Regions from separate parts of the Homo sapiens genome. Here regions 2 and 3 are each linked to region 1. The links are chromatin loops, found by intact Hi-C in ENCODE. Cell type or tissue: heart right ventricle. All regions are shown on one strand.

Region 1 (5,000 bases):
TCTCTAGGAGCACATTAACTTTCCAGAGAAAAAGAGCTTCTCTTCTTTTACTCCTTCTACTTACACCATTGTAGGTCATGTGACCAGGGGGAATGCCATTTTCTCATTGTCTCAGATCTGGGTAGAAGCATATGCTAACTTCGTCCAAACTTCATGAATTGGAAACTAAGAGTTTTGTTAAAGAAGAAGCGGAAATGCCTCACTGACTAGGCAGCTAATGGTGTTTGTTAGAGTTTACTCTAGATTTACTGATAGACATTTGTTTCCAATTTTTCATTCTAAAATTCATTGCTGCTCTAAGCATACTTGCATGTATACCATTCTACACTTGGGCAATTATCTCATTTGGGTAAATTCTTATTAGAGAAATTGCTGGATCAAAAGATACGCTCCTTTTGCATTTTACATAAGCCATCTAAGCCATGAAACTACACTATTGCCAGTTAGGCGTTGATATCCCTCAACTGCCTGTTGTGAGCTTTTGTTTTTAAGTCTCTGAACCTTTAAGTGGAGGCTTCAGAATTAAAGCAGAATTTCAGGTGTCACAATTTCTCTGAGCATGACAAATTGGAACTGACATCATTTGAGGTTAATCAAAGCTCCTGTGGTTTTTAAGTGTTTCACGAGGAAGGCAAAGAGAAAGGGATGGAGAGGAATGTATTCTACCAGCCATAAGCCTAGTGCTTGGTGGGTGATGGCCTAGAGATAGACTATTTGGGAGCCCCTGAGTGGCCACCTGTATCTTGCTGTCAATACATGCTTGCTCTGCAGTCAGTCTGTTACTATCTCCTTCTCCATTCCAGTATAGGATGTAAAGACCAGTGAAGCATAATTGAAAGTGCTTGGAGCTAATGGCCATCTATGCACTTACTCTCTGCTCTCAACTGTAGTTTTTCTGAAATTCTTGCAGTTGAATTTAGTAAAAAAAAAAATTAACTTAGAAATCAGTGATTTCTGGGTGGCAACACTTAGTGTGCCTTGGTCATCCTTTTGAGGAAGTGAATGGGGAAGCTCATTAGGGTGGCACACTTGTGGGGACCCAGTGGCAGAGGGGTGCTATTCGCTATAGTAGCCTTTATTAATGTGAAGGAGAGGGCATTTAGAAACCTAGCAGAAGATTCAGTGTTATGGGTAATGTCTTTTGAGTATCTTCAGGCACAGTTGCATATGTCATCCTATTCAATCCTCATGGCAGCCTTTCTAATGACAATAAGAGGAAGCCAAAACATAGATTAAGCAACTTGCCCACTGTGATAGCTGGTAAATAGAAGCAGCAAGAGTTCTGAACACCTTCCTTTACCACATTGTTCACCATGTTGCTTCTTCTCTCCTCAAATAGAAATTAACTAATAGCAATTTGTTTATTTTATTTTCACTGATACTAGAAAATAAGCAACACAGTGTTAAGTATTGAAATTGAGATATGGCATTGGAGAGATTCACCTAATAATTGTAAATGATAAGTGACTGAAAGTGTAAATGGCCCAAGTAAGGTTTGTGACCTAGGCAGACAACGAGGAAATCGGATTGACAATGACAAAGTGAACAGGCTTACTTGTGAAAAGTGACTGCTAGTTGGGAGTATTCATGAGCATGAGAAACATGGAAAGAGGCCAAGTGGTAAAAATAGATGAGATAAAGTAATATGGTGTATGTATGTTTTAAAGCTGTAAATATGCTAAAGAAATGTTAGTACTTATTATTGTCAAATTAAATATTTATTTATGTTTTAAGAGACAGTATCTTGCTTTGTTGCCCAGTCTGGAGTGCAGTGGCATGATCATAGCTCACTGTAACCTCGAACTCCTGGGCTCAAGTGATCTCCATCTCAGCTACCCAAGTAGCTAAGACTGCAAGGCATGTGCCACCATGCCTGGGTAGTTTTAAAATTTGTTTTGTTTTGTTGTGTTTTGTTGCAGAGACAGGATCTCACTATGTTGCCCAGGCTGGTCTTAAACTCCTGGCCTCAAGTGATCCTCCTGACTCAGCCTCTCAAAATGCTGGGATTATAGACATGAGCCAACACACTCAGCCTAGAAATGTTTACTATGGAAGCATATGTTCATTACAGAAAATTTGATTGGTGAAGATTTGGAGATGTCTGAACTTGTCTGCTATGGTTTTTTGGGTTCAGAATGCTAGAAGGATATAGAACAATTAAACAGTAATCAAAAAGGAGGAAAAGCACAACATAAATGAAAGCACAACTTTATCAGAGTAAAAATGTATGTATGTAAGAAGGAAAATGTTAGGTTGTAGAGTACTTAGTGGGGAAAAATATGGCTTAAGCTCACTGGAATGGAGTTATGTAATACAGAACCAGTTCATTTGACATTTAGAATATGGAACAGTTCTTTGTGGGCATCCACTAAAAGAAGCCCCCCTCCGCTCCCCCCCGACTCTCTTAGTCTCTCTCCCTCCTCCTCATCTCTAATTGCTGAGTGCCAGGTGGAGCTGGAGGGCACTGACAGATTGAGTGGTCCTAGTGAGTCTGGTATTGCATCTGGCATCCAGTGTATTGCTCCCCTCAGGCTCCTGCCGGCTGCTATGCACTGCCCATGTTTGTGGTGTCTGCCAGTGGACAACTGATTAAGAGCCATGGGGGAGAGTAGAGGGCTTTGGCAAGTGCCCAGCTGTGTATGACAGACCCTGCTCACTGTAAGTGCTTTGGTGGAAGCTGAGTGCATTATTTCCCACTGATGCTCTAATGAACCCATTACAGCATATCTGCTGTACTGTCTCCTTAGTCACCTTTATTGGGAATTGACTTCATTGCCCAATTGCACTGATTGTTAGAAACTTCCTTTTAAAGCACAGTCTAAACTTTTCCCTCCTTGGCGTGAGGCAATTGCTGCCTGCCCTATTTGGCAGTTGCTGGGAGTAGCTGTGAACACTGGTGATATTGTTGGCTGAGGAGTAAAACAGAAGCTGCATAAAGTTTGGCTCCCTGCATACTTCAGGGCACAGGTTCTGATCCCAAGGTTAAAAACAACACAGAAACAGTAACTAAAAATGTCATTGAACAGTGCATACTTGAATGGCCTTCAGTGCCCAATGGGGACATCTGTGTTTCATTGTTGAAGATGCCACTGCAAACTTCCAGTGCTCCAAATTTTTGCTCCTGTCTCTTTATACTGAAAATCTTAGCGTGAAATATTTAGTGCCCTAGGAAAGCTAAATTAATGGTGAGTCAGAGTAATTAAGGCAAAGTAAATAATCTCCAAGGTTCTCATTCCCCGTGAAACTAATTTCATATCGTATCCTTCATGTGTTAAAAATAGTTCTCTGCTAATTCAAGATGCCTGTGCTCTGTGTTGGTGAAGTGCACTTCAGTTCTATTGAAAGGATGCAGATTAGAGAGTTATTTTCAATTGGGCAATTTTTTTTTTTTTAAGAGAGACATTCATTTTGGCACCATGAGAGCGTGAATCTCTTTGGGTGAGCTGAGAGTTGGATACAGCTGCAGCCGGGCAGATGATGGGCCAACTAGCTTATGATAACTTGCAGCTGGGATATCCTTTTCATCCTTTTAGTGAGAATTCTCAATTCCCATTCTTCTGTTCCATGATGAAATTAGTTTAATTTTTTTGGATGGTTTTTGACTGTCCGTAGCTTGACCTTGTCTGTGTCTACAAATTTAGAAACCAAGTCTATTTTACTCTTCTGAGCAATGGGAACATTGGGACTTGAATATAATTTTAATTATTTGTCACCTTAAAATAATCATGAAATACAAGCTCATAACCGTTCCCTGAATACATTTTTAGACTTCAGTGCTCCAAAGTTTACCTTTCTACAGTTGAGCTATAGCAGTGTGCTACCCCATTGTCCCGGAGGCTGGGACGATTGTGGTGCTTTGGCTTGAGTGCGTGGCTAGGATACTATGCTTCCTCAAGTGAATGAACTGTGTTGGGATTTATTGTTACAGCAGTAGCCTTAATCAAATAAGATAATTCTTTCTCTCTCTGTGACAAGAAAGTGTTTTGGTTAGAAAGAACGTAGGTCTTTAGAGGAAAATGTTTAACATACAGTCCGCAGTTACCTACAGTTGAAATATGAGACCATTATCACTGCTCCTGTGCACCTTCAGGATCCCTCAGTCCCTTTCTTCAAAGGGTTGCCTCAGTCCTTTAGTGCATCAGGGACCTGTTTTTCCAGATAAATGCAATTTTGCTTTTAGAATGTTTTGAGGTGGCAACACGGGAGTGGAATATGCAGTGTCCAGTGCATATCACAGAGTAGAATCTGTGTCTAGCCACATGTCCAAGCGGAAAAATGCAGCTAATCAATGGAAGGAGAAGCACATATAAAATGACTAATGATTCTTTTGTCTTTTAGAGATTTAGTTTTAGTGTCATAAGAACACTTTTTGGACAATGAAGTCTCTCCTTTTGCTAAAATTTAAATTTCTTTTTATGAGAAGAAAGATACTGAAATTGAGTATAGGCAGACTGTATGTGAAGACATCATACTCTATTTGTATGTTATGACTTTTTAACATTACTATCTTTATTATAATCATTACCTAACGATGTGAAAAGCATCATTGCATCTTTGGATCACTATGATTTCTGAACGAACTGGGTAATGATTATTTTCCGAGTTATAAAGGTGATGAAATTGAAAGTTGGTGAAGTCAGTTTGTCATTCATTCCTTCATTGATTCATTGTTTATTTCGTAAGTGTTTACTGAGTGCTTCCTAATGTTACTGCAGCTCTGAATATACAAAGATGACATGTCCCTGCCCTGGAGGAGCACTTAAGCTACTCGAGGAATGGATAGCTATAGATAACTAACAGTGTGTGATCAGCATTAGGAAGCAAATAATTACCAAGCATTAGAGGGGTGCACAGCAGGGTGTCAGATTAATTCTGACAAGGGAGTTGGGGTGCCTTTCATAGACAAGGGAACTAAGCTAGGCTCCAAGGGGCTCTCCAGGTGGAGGTCATTCAAAGCAGAGACACAGAAGAACACAGTATGTCCAGGGAGCATAGTATTA
Region 2 (5,000 bases), 70 kb after region 1:
CTCTAATAAAAGTCAAGATGCTTTTTAAAAACAAACAATTGTTAACAGGTACAAAAATACATTTGGATAGAAGGAATAATATCAAGGGTTTTGTAGTACAGTAGGGTGACTATAATGAACAATTAATATATAGTTCAAAATAGAAGAATTGGAATGTTGCCAACATAAAGCAAAGATAAATGTTTGAGGTGATGGATATCTCAGTTATCCTGATGTGTTATACATGCATACACATTGTACATATGTTTCAAAATATCACATATTCCCCAAAAATATGTACAACTATTATGTATTGTTTTAAAAAAGAGAGAAAATAAGCCAAATAAGTGATTGTTCGTGGGGAAGGAAGTGCAGACTTTAAAACAATTAATGGTTTTGGTAACTATTCTTCTCTGCACAAGTATTAACCAGTTTTCACTCTTTAGCAGTAATATATACTTCAAGCCCTAAATATTCAAAACATGAACTAATTTTTCTTCATTATTGAAATCTCTGTATGCAAACCTAGTAGCATTTGAAAGCTAATCTCCCTATGTGCCAAAGTAATTACAGCAAAGTAAATAATCTCCAGTGTTCTTATTCCCTATAGAAATGGTTTAATATCTTATCTTTCGAAACTGGTTTTCAGCTCATTCAAAAAGCCTGAGAAAAGTTCTTTAGTATTCAGAAAAGGAGTAACTTTAAGAACGCTCTGTTGCATATCTGCCCTCTAGCAATCCCGATTGTGCTGGGGTACCATTCTAGAAGGAGAAAAGAATTCTTTCTACTTCTTTTTGCTAGCATGGGTTGTGTGTTCCTCTGTAGAGCACCAAATCAGACTCCTGAACCAGAAGTGTATAAAAACGAAGTGATCTGTTTGACTTGTTGATGATTCCATAGGAGGCATTCTTCCCTCAAGTCATTTCTTAGCTGATGCCTCAGTGCGATATGAGGGGCCACTGCACTTTTCCATGATACTACTTGGAGGGCCTGAGCAACCATGCTGATTTATCACCCACTGGGATTTTTTGTCCTTTACAAGGTTTGCAGTGTTTGTCCCAGTATCTGCACAAGCTCCAGAATTAGTCATTATGCAATTGCTTCCCAAGTTATGAGGCAGTCATCAGCTGGGATGAGCTCTTTGCTTCTCTGTCTGAAATGTTGGATATCAGTGCCAAAGAGAGTCTTGCTTTTTAAACTGTGAAATTGTTTTTCACAGGCTCTTTACTAGTGTATGGGCTGGAAGCTATGCCTTTTTTTCCGCAAAAGGTTAAAACTGTAAGAAGAGTTTCTCAGCATATATGACTCATGTTCTTTCTAGAGTAAGATCGTTGGGAGACATTTAGTTTTGAATAAATATATCTCTAGTGAAGTGTGCAGAGACTTGACATGTGCTATTTGCAGTTTTCAGCCTCTTATAATTTTGTGAAAAGTGCAGTGTTGATTGAAAGTTTCTATTTTTGATCATGGTGTTAAGATCATTGTTTGTTTTACTTCTTGCCTCAATAAAATATGAGGTAAAAAAAAACTTCATTTTTGTGAATTTTTATATGTGTTAAAATTGTAGTATTTTAAATTTTCAAAAGATGCCTTTCTATAATATGGTTTAATTGTTTAAGTTTTAGCTCACAGTCTATTTTTATAACCACTGAGTTTTACATTTTATTATTTATGCTGTGATTTGGCATTCTGTAAAGTTTCTGATATGTGCTGGCTACTCTAACAGTTAGGGTCTTTGGAGGTCTGTATTTCCAACTTTATATAATTGATCTTTTCTTTGTTTTTACTGTAGCTTCCAGGTCAAGATTGAATGTGTTTACCAAAAGGTACTTATGTAGGAGTTGTGATTCTTACGTATTGGTTGCTGAAAACTAAAGGGGCTTTTGAAGGCAGGATGACAAGCAAAGCATTATTTGTAATAGAGCATCACTGTTGGATATGGTAAAGTAAAATTTTAGGTGAAAACCAGTGACACAAAGGGATTCCCTGATGACTCACCCATTTTTTTTGAGTCCACTCCTTCATTTTCTCTGATCTCCTTCTCTCCTGCTTCATCATTACTCTCTGCTGATATACAGAGTGTTTGAATGTATCCACCACCGTATCTTCTTTTTCTCTCTTCCTTCTTTGCCCTGCCAAATGTGAATGTACTGCAAGGCCCTATCCTTTCCTTCCTCAATGCTGATTCTGGTGTGATGGAGCATCTGGAAGCTTAGCTTCAGTCAGTTTGTGAGCCTTTCCTGAACAGGGCAGAAGGAACAATAGAAGCTTCATCTACAGTAAGTAGCATATGGGGACCCAAACCAGTCTTGCTCCTGTAAACCAGGTGTTGACAGAGGGGAGGTAGAGTTACTTCTGGTTACTCGTATTCAGACCATCCTGTATCCTTCCAGCAAAGCCTATCAGATCTGTCCAATTTGTGTGAACTAGAGTCTTTCTGGAATCCCGTCCCTTTGGATGGAACTTGTCTATTTTGCCCAGGTCCTGCTAGTTCTGGAGAGGCTGAGTTCTGTCCTTCATCTCCTGATCCCGTGGCAGGTGATCTGTCCTGATATGGCTAGCCTGTGACTGGAAATTCCTGCTGCTGTGCCTGACTTTCTAGATTAAACTTCCTAGTTATCAGCTCTGGCCTGATTAAGCCTGTGTTTGCACTGTCCTTCAGAACATTGTAGTTGAACAGCCAGCTCCCTTCCTCAAGGTTGAGCCCTAAAATTTGGTCAGTTTCCCAAGCCCTTGCATGGCCTTGTCCTGGTCTTCTTTGTTCTGCAGTGGACTGAGTTTCCTCTTTGAGGGTAAGTTATAACAGGCCACTTTTCTTCTCCCTGTGTTCCCACTGAAGGCTTCAGCAATGACCTCTATTAGGAAATATATTTCTTAAGCTCCAATTCTATATTTTATTTGCTTAATGGACCCTACCTACATATGTTCCCCTGATAGCTTAAACCCAATCTATGTCTAAAATTGAACTCATTTCCTTCCCGCTCCTACTAGTTCTTCCTTCAGATTTGACCATCCTTTCTGTTAATGGCACAGTGGTCTATCCCATCTTCCATGCCAAAAACGTAGAGTCATCTTGTATTCCACCTTCTAAATCACCTTTCATATTCAATGTTAATTGTTTCATTTCTTTTGTATCTTTTTCCAGCTCCTCATTTGTATGTTTCACTCTGTGCCTTTCTTTATACAGTTGCCTCTGCCTGAGATGCAACTCCTCATTTCTGCTTGTTTAAGACATTTTTATCCTTCAAGAGCCAGTGAAGATGGTTTCTGTTCCAAAACCATCTTCTCTGATATGGCCAGCTGGAAATATTCTTATATATTCTTAAAAAAAAAAAAAAAGCAAAGGAATCTCAAAAATGTGTCCTGTCATTATTTACGTACGTCTTGAATTGTCCTGGTTATAGTTTAAGCACCTGAGATAAAGGTCTAAGTGCGTGCATCCATGTGTTGTTTATTGCTATATCATATCAAAACCCACCCAGATCTTCCTAAATTGTTCTCTGAACTCCAGGTATCATTGCTAACTAGCATGGATATCCTTTCGGTGTGCCCTATAGCACCACATTCTGTGGCTCCCAAGCTCAGCCACTGTGTATTTGTGTCTACCTATAATGGCTAAAAATTGTCCACTATGTGTAAAATATCTTTTGAAGTATCCCAATTACTTTCCCAGCTGAGCCCCCAAAAACCAGAAAGCAGACACAGAAGGAACCAAAATATATCAAATAGCAAAGAAAATGGCACAACCACTTTGGAAAACAATTTGGCAGTTCCTGAAAAGGTTAAACGTAGAGTTACCACATGGCCCAGTATATCTCTTAGCTATGTATCCAAGAGAACTGAAAACATATTTCCATACAAGTACCTGTACATGAATGTTCATAACAACATCAGTCATAATAGCTAAACAGTGGGAAGAACCCACATGTCCATCAACTGATGAATAGATAAACAAAATCTGGTATTAATATATCTATACCATGAAATATTATTCTGGCATCAAAAGGAATGAAATACCAACACATGTTGCAACATAGATGAACTTTGAAGACATTATGCTGAGTGAAAGAAGCTAGTCACAAAAGGCTACATATTATATAATTTCATTCATATGAAATGTCTAGAATAGCCAAATTCATAGAAACAGAAAGTAGAGTAGTAGTTATCATGGGTTGTAGTGGGGGGATGGGGAGTGACTACTGATGGATATGGGGTTTCTTTTGAGGATGATTAAAATGTTCTGGAATTAAATAATGGTGATAATTGCCGAACTCTGTGAATATATTAAAAATCACTGAACCGTACACTTAAAAACGGGGAATATTTAGGGTATGAGGATCATATTTCAGTAAAACTGTTATTTTGTAAAAAGTGAAGAAAAAAATGAGGCCGGGTGCGGTGGCTCACGCCTGTAATCCCAGCACTTTGGAAGGCTGAGGCGGGCCGATCATCTGAGGTCAGGAGTTCGAGACTAGCCTGGCCAACATGGCGAAACCCCGTCTCTACTGAAAATACACAAATTAGCTGGGCACGGTGGTGCATGCCTGTAGTCCCAGCTACTCAGGAGGCTGAGGCTGGAGAATTGCTTCAACTCGGGAGATGGAGGTTGCAATAAGCTGAGATCACGCCACTGCACTTCAGCCTGGGTGACAGAACAAGACTCTGTCTCCAAAAAAAAAAAAAAAAAAAAAATTAGATTTTTTTAAAAGTAAAAGGAGAATGGGTCTGAATATGTTTTGTTGAACCAAGGTGAGCCCTCTGGCTGTGATTAGGTCAGTTAAAGCACTTTGATGGATGAGGAGATCAAGGCTCAGAGAGGTTAGGTAACCCCTACTTAGATCCCTGCAGTGTGTGGTGGGAATGGAGTAAAGAACCATTTTTTTTTTTTTAAATATGAGCTTATTCTGCTAATCATGGGTTACCTTCTCAGAAGAGCATGCAGTTCACATCAGGTGTGTCTTTGTGAACATATCACTCTGCGGGGCCTGGTGACTGCAGGAGATTGAAGTCTAGATGTGCTC
Region 3 (5,000 bases), 80 kb after region 1:
TGGAGAAGAAGCCTTGGGCAAAGCAGAGAGCATGGAAAATTGCAAAAAATGGAAGTGAAAAAGAAATGCATTTGATAATGAATCCTTTGAGTGTTGAGTGTGTGTATACAACGACAGATGTATATTCATATTTATATTAAGTTCATATGTGTATAAGATCACATAAAATGTTTGATGCAGAATATACATTTCTCCTATAGAGAGAGCTTGATTTATGGACACAAAAGTAAATGGAAAAAATGAATATTATGACACATAGCCCTAAAGCAGTCCATCTGCATGGTAATGAAAATCTGGCTTTTTCGAGAAGCTGATTTTGCCATTTTCTCTTAAATCCAATTTGGCTTATTTTTCATCTAAATATCAGAGGCACCAAATAATGTCAGCTTGTCAGAGATGTGCTCAGTGCTTAATGATGAAATTTGTACTCACATTTCTACATACATTGATTAAGTATCTAACACAGTCTCGTTTTATTTTTGTTTTGTCATTCTTCTACTTTGCTGGATCTTCCTTTTACCTCTTCAGTGTATCTTCTAACATTGGTGTTCTTTGGAGCTCTGACCTTGGTCTCATGCTTTATAGTTGCCTGAATCACTTTTATTCATTTTCATGCCTTCTTGACCTCTCTATGTATTTTTGACTCTGGTGGTAGATCCTGGTAGCTGTTCACCAAAATTCAGTCTACTCCTGATCCTAGAAACAAACACAGCTAGACTGCATTTGTCACCTCTCTGGAAGTTCGGATCCCTCCATAGAAACCTCCTACAAATGCTTGTCTCTGAACTTTCCTCCTTTTGGCTGAGTAGGATGGATGCTGCCATCAGATGGGCTCCTGGAACAACTGTCCTCCCCCAGCCCTGGCCTGAGTTCTGTCATCATATGAGAAAGAAATACTTATTACTGAAGCCACTGATTTTTGTGGCCTGTTAGTATATTTTAGATGACCCTAACTAAAACAACTTACCTAGAGCCCAGATCTTTTTTCCTGAAACTGAGATCCAACTGTCTAACTGCTTATTAGACACATCTTGGGTGATATATTTCAGGTATATTGAACTCAGCTTGTCTAAAACTGGTCACTGCCTCCTTCCCTCTGACCCTGCTCCTTCTCCTGTGCCCCTTTCTCTGCAAATAGTAGCCCCGGACAACCAGACGCTGAGTTCACATACTTGGGAGCCATTTTTACTATTCTGATTGCCACACTCCTCATTTAATCCAGGAGTTGGCATGCCCTAGCCTTGGGTCGAATTTGGCCTATGGCCTGTTTTTTTGTAAATAGGTTTTTATGGGGACACAGGCATGCTCATTCATTTATATATTGTCTATGTCCACTTTCTCACTAAACAGCAGAGTTGAGTAGTGGTGACAGGAACCATATGGCTGGCAAAGGCTAAGCATTTCTTATCTAGTCCTTTGCAGATAAATTTTGCCAACCTCTCATCTGGTCAATTGCCAAGGCCTGCTAATTCTGTCTAGTATTCTTTTGAACCCATCCACTTCTTTCCATTTCAAATGTCACCATTACCATCTTCATCTGGACTACTGAAATAGCATCCTAAGTGGTTTCTACACATCTAGTCTCACAGTTTTATAATCCATTCTCCATATGGCACCACAGTAATCTTGCTAAAAGGAAATGTTGAAGGTCTACTTGTTGCAGTTAACCTCCCGTTAATGATACCACTCCCAAATCTATGTGACTTTACCTACAACCCAGGTCTCTCTCCCAAAACTCGGATCCAAATGTCACTACCTTGGTTAAAATCCTCCAAAGGCTTCCCATTGCCCTTAGGATAAGGGCAATGGGAAAATAGCTGGAGCCTGAGTTTGCCTTCTCACTTAAACACTAGCCCTCCTCAGTAGCTTTGAGTATTTTGTTTATATTGTGTTCTCTCTAGTTTCTGGGTCTCCTCCTCCCCCTTCCTACATTCTCCTTTCACCTGGATAAGTCTCACTTATCTCTCAGGTCAAAATGTAAAAGGTATGTTGTCTAGAGGCTCTTCCTGATCTCCAGATTGGCTTTGGTTTCCTTCCTGTGTGGCCCATAGCACCCTGTGCTTCATCTGTCATTATAGTTACTACATTTGATTGGCCTTATGATTTATCTCTCTTTCTCCCACTGACTGTAAATTCTGCAAGAGGAAGGGCCACGGATGTACTGAGTCTTGCTGAATATCCAGCCTCCATCATGCTTGGAACATAGCATGCACTGTAGGGTAATATCAAGTGATGTTTCCCGCCCTCCTCTCTCTCCTGCAACTTAAAATAAGAAGAGTGCCTTCTTAGAGTAAGGATTTTAATTGACCTAATTAAGTTCAAAGAAAATAAGTGATTAAGGGAGCCAATCATGAAATAGGCTGGCTTGGTGGGTACAAGTGGGGAAGAGACAAACTCTGTAGAATACAAAAGCAGAGGAAACTATGAGATACATGTGTAACCACACATACGACACTCATTCAGTAACTGCCAGAACATCTGAGACACCCAATACTCCAGATTGACATGATCCATTCCCCCGTCCAATATGACTGTGTCAGCCATTTTCAGTCACAAAGAATAGAGGAAAAAGAACATTACTTTTGTCCTAGTTAGAGAGAGCCCTTGAGCAAATGCCATTTATTCAACCTTTCATTTGTTTGTTTAGCAAATATTTGTTAAATGTGATACCAGATGCTTGGAATACAAATGGTAAGGGAAAAAAGGAGTTATTACACTAGTGAGAAGGCAGACACCTAAAATCTAATTATAGGACAATATGGTAAGCATTGTAATTTAGCAATTTGTACAAAGTGGTGTGAGAGCACAGAGGAGGAATCAAATTCCGTCGTTACCTATTTCTGGCAACATGAAAATGGAAATGTATATATACTTTTTTGTGAGGAGCGGAGGAAGTGAGTAAAGTTCACTTCTCTTGTGCTTTGGTTTTGCATGAGTAGTTTTTCATTGCTGCCTTTTCTACCTTTCTTTGGGGCTGTGATGGAGAGAGTATGCTGTTTTCCACGAGTTTGCTTGGCAGATAGGATAATTCATGCTGCAGGACTAGCATTAGCAGCATTTCTTTGACATACTCGGATGAGTCATAGGAGAGAAGACAGACACTGTTCCCATGATGTCACCACCCCTCCCTGACCTCCCCAAGGAGACACAGGAGGAAAACGCAGTTTCTGTGTGTTGACTACTTGAAATAGCCAAATGGGGAAAATTGCATTTGAATGAGTGTGATACCATGTGTGTAAGGTCTCAGAGTCTATGTGAGAATCTTTAACCAAAGACTCACTTAGCTAAGAACAAACCCTGGTCTTTGTGGGTCAACATTCATATGGTTCGAGTTCAGAACCTCCTTTTGCCTCAGTAAGCCAGATAACACAGAAATGGACTGACATTGTGTTCTTTCCCTGTATTATCTTCACTTTGTTAAAAAATAAGGAACTCCTGCATTTTTTTTCTGCTCATCTTTTCCTTCATCTTTCAAAATTTATTGGATGTAGGCTAATCCTGATAGAAAATATCATTGACCACTGATAAGCAGAAGTAATTGATAGCATGCATTCACATCCCATCTCTGATTAACAGGGGAGACTTGAATGAGTTACTAAAGCTTCCTACACTTTGATTTTCTCATCTTAAAAAATGAGAATATTAATACTACCAGTCTACCTCAAGATATTATCATGAGGATTAAATGAGATAACACAAATAAAGTCCTGGTATATCCCGAGAGCTACTTAAGGTTATCTTTTGTTATTAAGTCCCAATATCTAAGCTTTACTGATTTGTTTCTTCTTTGTTTAGAAGGTCAGGTGCTTTTCCTTTGCTATTCCAATCATGACAGTGGCAAGAGCCTGCTTAAAGATTATCCCTAAGGACTCATACATGACTTTTGACTCCTTGGTTGCTGTATGTTGGCCAAGACTTCACATATATTAAGAGATTTCTGAGTGTTTCAACCATGTAGTGTGTGTGTGTGTGTGTGTGTGTGTGTGTGTGTGTGTGTTTCCTTCTGGGATTTCTAAAGGCAGTGACAAGTCTGTTAGATTCTTGAGGAGGGCTAATTTGATAAGTAATGGGTATGCCTCCCAGCAGGCAAATGTGTTCTCATTTCTCAGAATGCCCAGGAGAAAATACTAGCTGAGCTCAAAGTTGAGCTTACAGTCATCTAAAAGTCCAGAAGGAGGAAGACAGCAGAATAATACAGATGTTCATAATTCATTAGCTTTTATCCTACCACCGGCAACTTAAAAAAAAACCTGTCACCATATAATGCCTTTCTTTCAGAATTTCCTTTTGAGTTCAGGCCTTACCTATTTTAGGGCATGAGTTGCCAAGTGCACTGACTCATTTTTTCATGATGTAAGCCATGAACAGGTTACTGCTCAGAGGCTGGAGGACCTACTTTAGGCCAGCAGCGAGGTACGCACATGGCTGTCAGCTGTGCCCTTACACTTTCACTCACCTGGGCTCCCCTGAGAAATGCCATACTCAACTCCTTACCATTAGCTATGAGTCCTACACAGAGGCCTTGTTAGCATCAAAAAGCTCCTCTTCTCCTCTGCCTTCCTGGCAGCAAGCTACCCAGGGGAATAGAAGGAAACTATGCAAGATGCAGATTGCAATTGCTGGGAAGTGAGACTTTGTGCAGAAAATGCGGATCAACTAGATCCGGATATAGTGAAGTATGAAGAGACCCATTGTAGGAAAGTGTCGTCCGGGTGAACTTGAAAGCTGCGGCAGACTCTTTGGCACCAAGTTTTATTTAAAGCAAGCATTGTAGAGCACAGCCTTGGGGATCCTGGGAAATCGAGGAAGAGCAGCATGATTTACACAGTAAGGCCAAAAAGAAAGTAAATGCTTAAGGGACAGTAATTTCTAAAAACTAGCAGTTCTAAAGAGACATTCTAAATACTACTTCTTTGAAAACCATTACAAAGTTCAAATATTTATAGTGGTATTATTTAGCTATGATCATTATTTTTTTTGATTTGACTGAGTATAACATA

The links. Hi-C counts contacts between places; a loop is a spot of excess contacts. Peaks named below come from ENCODE experiments on the same cell type or tissue, not always from the same donor. Only the 100,000 strongest peaks of a DNase experiment are listed, where the experiment ranks them.
Region 2: it touches region 1 in a loop (3.0-fold over the local background); 9 of 110 quality-filtered maps call a loop at or near these places.
Region 3: it touches region 1 in a loop (3-fold over the local background); 9 of 110 quality-filtered maps call a loop at or near these places.

What each region holds. Positions count from the first base shown.
Region 1 is chr13:43,765,354-43,770,353 of GRCh38, reverse strand. All of the region lies in intron 1 of ENOX1 (ecto-NOX disulfide-thiol exchanger 1), which reads left to right. Among named protein-coding and RNA genes, the nearest start is that of ENOX1, 19 kb to the left of the region's middle. In heart right ventricle, no CTCF peak of the experiment used is centred here; DNase peaks (open chromatin) are centred at 2,543, 2,858 and 3,465; H3K27ac peaks cover 2,613 bases.
Region 2 is chr13:43,695,114-43,700,113 of GRCh38, reverse strand. The region is part of intron 1 of ENOX1 (ecto-NOX disulfide-thiol exchanger 1); the gene reads left to right. Among named protein-coding and RNA genes, the nearest start is that of ENOX1, 89 kb to the left of the region's middle. In heart right ventricle, no CTCF peak of the experiment used is centred here; no DNase peak of the experiment used is centred here; H3K27ac peaks cover 2,625 bases.
Region 3 is chr13:43,684,871-43,689,870 of GRCh38, reverse strand. All of the region lies in intron 1 of ENOX1 (ecto-NOX disulfide-thiol exchanger 1), which reads left to right. Among named protein-coding and RNA genes, the nearest start is that of ENOX1, 100 kb to the left of the region's middle. In heart right ventricle, no CTCF peak of the experiment used is centred here; a DNase peak (open chromatin) is centred at 3,110; H3K27ac peaks cover 4,147 bases.